Regions from separate parts of the Homo sapiens genome. Here all the other regions are linked to region 1. Evidence: chromatin contacts called from ENCODE Hi-C data. All regions are on one chromosome and are shown on one strand. Each heading gives the region's core, a stretch centred on a gene start or an enhancer-like site at or near the end of the contact. The rest is flanking DNA. Distances are from core to core; before and after follow the strand shown.

Region 1 (2,700 bases), core at 48-2,547:
AAAAGGAGGAAGGAAAATTTGATCAAGAGGTGTATGGGAAAGGAGGTGGAAGAAGCCCTATATTATAGACTATAACAGTCTTTATATTCTACAGATCATCAAAAGTTCTGATTGGCCTTTAACCCCTTAACTTTCATCCCAATGACACACCCAACACCCACACAATGCAAACCAAAACTAAGACGCACAGAAAACTTGCAGAGTTAAAATGCACTGGTGCCTTGCTGTCTTCCATTATCTTACAAAATGGCAAAACTGCAAATGTATGCTTTTTAAAAAGCCAACTCAATGACTGTGTCCAATGAAGAGCCACTGACGTATGAGAGACATTAATAATTTTCTTTCAATATCACTAAACTAGCCTAATTTTATCTTTAAGACAAACTCTTGATTCCCCCCTTAAGGGCTTTTTTAGTTCAAACTATTAATAGACACAATAAATTAAAAAAAAAAAATTAAAGTCCCCAACATCTTCCTAGGAGCATTACACAACGAGATGACTTTGAACGACTTTCCTCAGGATATATTCCAGTGCCCTGTAGAGAACTTTCCCCATCCCTGTAGACATGTGAGTAAGTAAAGAACACCTCAAGAACAAACTTTGTTGGCCACCAGCAGGGGAGCTCTTCAGCTTTTGTCCCCAAATCCATTCAAACAAAAGAAGCTCCGACTCCTCCAACCCACCCTTCGGACCCGCACCCCGCGGGGACTCTCCAGATGCGGGTGTCCACTCCCCCGCCAGCCCTACTTACTCCTCAACGCCCCAATGAGCAGAGAGCCGTCCTTAATGAGCTCCTTGATGAACTTGTTGGTTCGCTCCAGCTCAATCTCGTGACACTGCAAGCGCTCCCTGAAATCTGGGCTGTCCAAGTAGGAATCGCTGAACTCCAGAGTGGGCAGCCCCATGGCACAGGCGCTGCCAGCGGCGGCCGCGGACACGTCCGGGCCGGAGGTCAGGGCGGGGGCAGCCGGCGGCCGCGGCGGGCGCTGGGGTCGCGCGATCGCGGGGAAGGCGCCGGGACGCGAGGGGACTGATTGCGCGGAGGAAACGGGCCCCGAGCGCCGCGCCGCCTGCGCCGGGCTCAGTCTTCCTCCCCCGAGGCTAGGCGAGCGCAGGCGCGGGCGGCGGGCCGAGGCGCGAGTCCCCTCAGGTTGTTGTCATCTGGACGCATCGTCGTTCGGAACGCGGGGGCGGCGAGGCTCCGGGCCGCGGCCGGAGCAGGAAAGTTTCTCTCACGGCGCGCAGACACTTCCGGCAGTTCCACTCCCCAACTCTCTTGACAGTCGTCGGCGTTGTGAGCCAGAAGCAGCGCACAGCCGCAACTCCGGCCGGGCTGGGGAAACCCTCCCCCTCGGCGGACGCAGGCTCAGAGCGCTTGCAAATCGCACCCGGGCTCCCAGACCCTCCTCCCCGCCGCCGCGCTCCCACCCAGCGCCACCCCGCCCCTTCGCCCCTTTGCCCTCCTGCCCCACCCGTCCGCCCGCACTGGGCTCCAGGGCTCCCCGCGCTGCAGCCCCGCGCTTGCGCTCCGGCCTTGGCTGGGGTGTTAGCCCTGTCCCCTCTTGGGCCCCTGGTTTCGGCTAGCCCTTGGTGACACTTCGGGGTCCCTCGCTCCACAAAAGGATCTGACTCCCAATATACCTCCCCTAACAGTGTCCCCTCCACCCACTCCCTACAATTCTCTGGGAGAAAAACCAACGTTAAGTTTCCCTAAAGTCTGAGTATTTTGAAGCGTAGATGGAAGATACTACTGTCTAGCGTTCGTTTAGATTTTACTTCACACTTCCCCACCGAATGCATTTGAATTCCACGTTGAAAAATTGTCCCGTCGCTCTCCCACCCCTCAGCTTCAATGATCCAGCCTGGAGGTGTTTCTTCCCCCTGCCCCCACTCCATAGCTGGGAAGGTGGGACGATTTTTCAAGTCATCCTCACTCTGCTTACGTGCTCCTACTTCTAGTAGAATACCTATTTGCATCACAATAGTAGTATCTCCTATTGGCACCTGGATGGAATTGTCCTAGGAGCGGGAAAATTTTCAAATTGTTGAAGTGGACTGGAGTTTGAAATAAATAGTTAACTCCTACCCACAGGCTTTATCCTTCCTCCGGTGGAGGTTCACCTAATAAATTTCTGTTCTCTTAAAACCTTGACAGCAAAAGAAACGACTGCTTTACATCTCGTCCTGACATCATCTATAGGATTTCTGAGAACTCGGATATTGTTCTTAAGGATCTGCTTTTAATTTCTGCATTTTCATTGCTTTGTCCATATGAACCATCTGTTTAAAAACTATTCTACAGATCATGGGAAAAATTCCACTAAAGTGCTTTACATTTTTCCCAATTAAGTTTCAGAGCCAGTCAAGATTCTTGGTTTCAATTTTTTAAATGTACAGGAACATTAAAAATAACATGTAAACCTAAAACAGATAAGATAATGTAAACAGTATGGGCCAGGCGCAGTGACTTAACGCCTGTAATACCAGCATTCTGGGAGGCTGATGCAGGAGAATCACTTGAGGTCAGGAGTTGGAGACCATACTGGCCAACACGGTGAAACCCAGTTTCTACTAAAAAATACAAAAATTAGCTGGGCCTGGTGGCGCACGCCTGTAGTCCCAGCTACTTGGGAGGCTGAGGCAGGAGAGTCACTGGAATCCGGGAGGCGGCGATTGCCATGAGCCGAGATTACGAGATT
Region 2 (2,700 bases), core at 88-2,587, 1.8 Mb before region 1:
GGAAATGCTTGGATAATGGGGTAGTCACCAGAACGGTTTATTCCTAAACCAGATTCCCCAGTTAAATAGAATAACCAAAATCGAAATGTGCAATGCTTGCTTTTTGTCCATGATAAGCTGCAGGGGAAACATTTGCAGGTTGGCTGACTGAATCCACAGATGGAAGTCTCTGTAAATTTAGGACAGATTGTCTCAGTTAATCTCTAGGACCAGTCAGACCTCTGTAATGATGGATTTGCCTGACATGAGAAAGTTCTACCTCTCATAACACAGTTTTCAAAAGTTAACTGCAATGTGGCCTTTATGTGATGAAATCTGGCTCAGGTGCCAAAGATCTGCAACATTAAGACCTTTGCAGGTGGGGATTCACTGTGATTTTAGGTTCCTTGGATCCTTCAGTCTTCTACTTCAGCTGAGGGTTCCCACCCAAGCCAGGACTCAGCCTTTGTTATTCTCATGCATTAGCCACAGGTAGCTATGTCACTTCAGAGTTCTGAGCACGATGAAAATGCAGACTTTACAAGCACTTCAAGTCAAGACAAGTGATTAGCATTGGCTCCAAGGGTTTAAAAGGAACTCAGCCAAAAACTGTTCAAAACTGGCCATTTCATCTGAACTGGGACAGCAGGGCACAAGGAGAGAAAAGGCTGGTTGGATTAATGCAGCCCCCGCTTTCCATGGCTCTACTGTATTTCACTGAGAGTTGCTACCAACTCCTGCGCGCGCCCCCACCCGCCCACTCCACTAATCTCGTGTCTTAATCAGAGATACAGGGAACCCGTGGAGAAGATGAAGTACAACTGGGATAAGAAGATCGTAGGTGTTTTACGTTTGAATTTAAGCAACAAATCTGTCGAGCTGTTTTTCTCCACTTCCCCCTTAGGCTGGGTCACGCGAGGGGAAAGCTCCGACCGCCCAGGACTCCTTAGAGTGAATCCCATCCCCTCAAGTTCCTCTCCAGAATCTCCCCCTCCTCCCGCCTTTGCCCTGCAACTCCTCCCTCTCACTCTGAGTCGCACGCACCCCTGTCCCCTCCCTGCCCGCAAAACTACTCTTCAAAGGCTTCCTTCCGGGCACCGCGAAGCCAGCGTGCTCAGCATTCAGGGAGGCAGCGGCGCTCGCCTTCATCCAGGACAACAAAACTGCCATTTCCGAAGAGAAAGGAAACGGCTCGCGGTTTCTGGGGTTCCCAAGCGCGCGCCTGCGAGGGAGGCCGCGAGCCGAGTCGCCACGCCCAGAACCCCGAGCCCGCCCCCGCGCCACCCAGCCCGGCCCCGCCGCCCCGGCTGCGCACGCGACGCCCCCTCCAGGCCCCGCTCCTGCGCCCTATTTGGTCATTCGGGGGGCAAGCGGCGGGAGGGGAAACGTGCGCGGCCGAAGGGGAAGCGGAGCCGGCGCCGGCTGCGCAGAGGAGCCGCTCTCGCCGCCGCCACCTCGGCTGGGAGCCCACGAGGCTGCCGCATCCTGCCCTCGGAACAATGGGACTCGGCGCGCGAGGTGCTTGGGCCGCGCTGCTCCTGGGGACGCTGCAGGTGCTAGCGCTGCTGGGGGCCGCCCATGAAAGCGCAGCCATGGCGGGTAAGTGGCTGCGGGGGTCGTCAGCCCCGTTCGTGGGAGGCAGCGCGCTGCCGAGGCTTGGGTTCCCAAGTTGGGCTCTGGTACAGAAAGTTCCGCGTGTGTCTGGCCGAACGCTCGGGGCGGACCCAGAGGTGACCGGGCGGGGTGGGGGAAACTGAGGTTTGGACCAGTCACCCGCTGGCCCCGGGGCCGCCTGCTGAGGAAATTGCCTGGTGCTTCCCCTCTCGCTTTTTGGATGCGGCGGTCGCAGGCCGGGACGGGTGCGCATAACCTGTTGAGTTACCGCAAGTTGGTTTTTACAGCCTTTCCCTGAAGTTAATGTTTGCCGAGGTTAGAGTTTCTAAGGCTTCCGTTTGTAAACAAGATTAGCTGAGTTGAAAAATATGTCTACCTAGGCCCGCGGAAACGTCTCCCAGTTAGTCGGGGAGCTTTTCAAGCGTCCCCCAGGCATTTCAGCGTCTAATATTATGCAGTATTATCCAGATGAATTACAATCTTTAGGTCCCCCTGACGCTCGAAGTTAGACTTCGGGGCTCTTGGAGCTAGTTGGGAGCTTTTGGGGAGCGCGCCCCGCCCTCGCGGTAGTTGAGGCGGCCGCCCCCATGGCGGGGCGCTCTCCACCCCTCGTGTGCCATAAACACCCGGCCGAGGCGCGCGGCAGCTGCGCAGCGTTAAGGGCACAGCTGCACGGTCGCCGGTGGCCCTTGTCGTCGCTAGTAAGGTCGTAACAGGATGATGTTGACTTTGCTTTTCTGTGTAGGGCGGAATTTGTTTCGTTTTAGGCCCTTGGCCCTTTGGAGACTTCAAACAGCCCTTTTTGGATGAAACCAGGAAGTTGGGATTTGTTGTGTAAATACTGTTTTCCTTTGTCAACTGTTAGAGAAGTCAGGTCCCTAGGTAATGGTCAGTAAACTAGGATAAGTTAAGTAACCCAAGGTTTTCATGGTTTTAAGTTCTATCCATCCACTGTATATGTTAGCCTTAGGTTCGTTTTATCCAGCAAAAGAAAAAGGCAGTTTGTAAATCTGGAAGGTTCAGGCACAACACTTGCTTTTTCTGGAATAACCTGGGTGAATTAACAATTTTTCTTTGTTTTGCTGAAGTTTTTTTGTTTGCTTAATT
Region 3 (2,700 bases), core at 31-2,530, 1.9 Mb before region 1:
TCAAGCTGAAAAACTGGAATTTATTCCATAAAAAAAATGTAGGTTACAAAATGCAGTTTTTCACTGGAGCTATAAGATAAAGGTGGTGTTTAAAATAATATTTTAAATTAATTAGTTCTCCTCAAGGTAACTGAAAGGAACAATTACTTACATACCTTGTGTGAATATAGTGGACTTTCATATCTAGAGGAGGAGGAGGAGGACAAGGGAGAAGAATCACAAGGAGCAGGAAGAGGGGGAAAGGAAGGCAAAAAGAAGAATAAGAAGACAAAGAATAAAGTCAGGAAAGAGAAGATGAGCAGCAGGGGCAGTAACAGTAACAGGAGAAAGAGAAAGAGGAGTGGAAGAAAGTAAGAAGGAGGAGAAGAAACAGCAAGTGACAAACCACATCCTTCTCTTAGGAAAACATTGTAAGTTTATTCAACAGACATAAAATTACTCTGAGAAATTGCTTACAAAAGTTTACAAATGCTTTCAAGTTCTGTAGAAATCTCATTACAGACAGGTAGTAAACAGTTTGCAGGCAGGCCTTGGCCCATGGACCACATTTTCGGTAACCCTGGGCCATAGGACACAGCCATTCAAAATAATGTGCCTTCATTTCAAACTTGTCATCATATGAACAATATTATTCAGCAGGTTTCCAAACTGAGGATGCTGTGACTAAAAGTTATCATCTGTAAAGTGTGTTAATATTCTATACACTAGTTTTGTGAAATATTTTAAAATACCACAGAGAAGGAAAAGAAGGAAGGAGGAAAAAATAAAATTGGCGATCCATTTCATAACTGCACCAAAAATTATTTGAATAGGGCTTTTTCATAAAATATCACAACCAAGTGTCAAAATTCCACTGAGGAGGGAATAAAAGAACACTAGGTTAAATTTACCAGGTGAGAATTTAGTGAGGTGCAGCAGTCCCCCTTTATTCACAAGGGTTGCATTTCAAGACTCCCAGTAGGTGCTTGCAGTGGGGGGATAGTACCAAATCCTATATATACTATTTTTTTCCAATATATACATACCTAGGATAAAGTTTAATTTATAAATTAGACACAGTAAGTGATTAACAATAATTAATATTAAAATAGAACAATTATAGCAATTTACTGTAATAAAAGTTATTTGAATGTGGTCTCTTTCTCTCTGTCTCTCTCTTTCAAAATATCTTATGTTCATAAAAATAACCTACTGCGGTTGACCGTAACTGAAACTGCAGAAAGTGAAACCACAAATATGAGGGAGCTACTTTATAAATAAGAATGTTCTTTACAACGAAAACTGTCAAGTACTTCAATGTAATAGCTGTCATGCCAAGAAACCCTGCCTAGTAGCCTAGCATCATGAGACTTAACCTTGCCTATTAGGAAGTCAGCCAATTTCTGCCTAAGATTTAATTATTCTTCTAACAGAACCCAAACTTCTAACACAACCCAAACTCCAAAACATGACCACGTGGCTAATCTGCCTATGGTGTGCCAAGAACTTCAAGGCAGTAAAGCTTAGGAATTTAAGTACCAGAGAACACGAAACCACAGACTATTAAAAAATATAGTACAGACAGTCCCCAAGTTAAAATCGGGTGTGTTTCAAAACTTTCTTCATTGGCTCTTCAGAACTCAGAATACTTTTCCCATAATGATGATATTATAAACTAACAAAAGGCTAATACATGCATATGTAAGAGAACTACTGTGTACTAGGAATGAAAAAGTATAGAAAATTGCCAAAGTATAAACTTTTTAATGTTCAAAAATATATTTATGAGAATACATAGTGAGCACATTTCAAATATTTAAACTTAATGAGGGAACCATTAGGATGGTAAAGGCTGTTTAAAGAAGTATATGCAAGACTGGTGTATCGAATTAGTAAAAGAAAAGATGCTAAAATAAGATTGCTAAATTAGATACTGGGTAGATTAACAGCTCACCAAAGTGGTATAAAAATTATTTTAAACTGAGAACATCTTAATCTACAATCACCAAAAAATAAAAATAAAACATTATCTACACTTATGCAGGTACTCCCAAAAATACACCTGCCTTTGACACTACCCACACCCCTTCACCCAGGGAGTTTCCTGTTTCAGAAAATACTGACACTCAGCACCAGGAAGTATGAATTTAGCTGCCTATTAGCATCAAAAAGCCAAATAGAGCCTTTCATACTTTCCTATTGATGCCCTAAACCTCCCCTCCATTTTTGCTAAATTGGAATACAAACCTTTATCTCTGGCTACTAAACAAGTTACTCATTACTGAGTACTTCTGTAGGCACAAAAACTTTTGTTCTGTTAATCTATTCTTAGTTAATCCAAAGGCCTAGACCATTCAAACCTAAGAGGGTTAGGGGAAAGTTTTCCTCCCAACAGAGCAAAACCGGCTAATGTCGTAAAGAGCTATAAAATCATAACCTCTGGATTATGTTTTCTACTGAAGGGGTTCAAAACATGCTACCCTCAAAATATGCCACTTGGCATATTGCTTATTTCAAGCTAAAGTAAATTAAGAAACAGCCAATGCAGAAAAAGCTCTTCACTTCCCCCTCACCTGTTTAAAATAATGTATAAACTTCCCCTTCTGTAAGGAAAATTTACATTTACAAAGAAAATTTCTATTAGTAAAGGTATCCATACCAGGAAGAGAACAACTCTAAGACAATTTTTATTGCCTGAGAGACTCTTATCCACATAAGAAG

Evidence for each region. Hi-C counts contacts between places; a loop is a spot of excess contacts on that map. Pooled maps may share reads with other maps.
Region 2: a loop to region 1 is called in a map with no recorded cell type, with 6 times the contacts of the local background. The contact joins the promoter of TMEM123 here to the promoter of ARHGAP42 in region 1. A Hi-C loop is called at or near these places in 2 of 37 single-sample maps with no recorded cell type and 6 of 50 pooled maps.
Region 3: a map with no recorded cell type shows a loop between it and region 1 (4-fold over the local background). The contact joins the enhancer-like site here to the promoter of ARHGAP42 in region 1. A Hi-C loop is called at or near these places in 2 of 37 single-sample maps with no recorded cell type and 4 of 50 pooled maps.

The regions. Positions count from the first base shown.
Region 1 is chr11:100,685,885-100,688,584 of GRCh38, reverse strand. ARHGAP42 (Rho GTPase activating protein 42) reads right to left here and starts at 1,297. Exons shown (of 24, transcript NM_152432.4): 1 at 753-1,297. The coding sequence starts at 906. ARHGAP42-AS1 (ARHGAP42 antisense RNA 1) reads left to right here and starts at 630. Exons shown (of 2, transcript NR_133571.1): 1 at 630-952. RefSeq lists enhancers at 533-902, 1,223-1,272, 986-1,696 and silencers at 923-1,092, 1,393-1,582, 1,633-1,927.
Region 2 is chr11:102,451,402-102,454,101 of GRCh38, reverse strand. It overlaps TMEM123 (transmembrane protein 123), which reads left to right and starts at 1,337. Exons shown (of 5, transcript NM_052932.3): 1 at 1,337-1,578. The coding sequence starts at 1,479. It overlaps TMEM123-DT (TMEM123 divergent transcript), which reads right to left and starts at 1,183. Exons shown (of 2, transcript NR_135053.1): 1 at 1,053-1,183. RefSeq lists enhancers at 974-1,083, 1,814-2,103, 2,284-2,333 and a silencer at 1,204-1,493.
Region 3 is chr11:102,559,436-102,562,135 of GRCh38, reverse strand. No RefSeq gene overlaps it. Among named protein-coding and RNA genes, the nearest start is that of MMP7, 30 kb to the right of the region's middle. Within about 2 kb of position 1,280, at least 13 of the 41 ENCODE cell types and tissues checked have a DNase peak (open chromatin) inside an H3K27ac peak, as active enhancers do.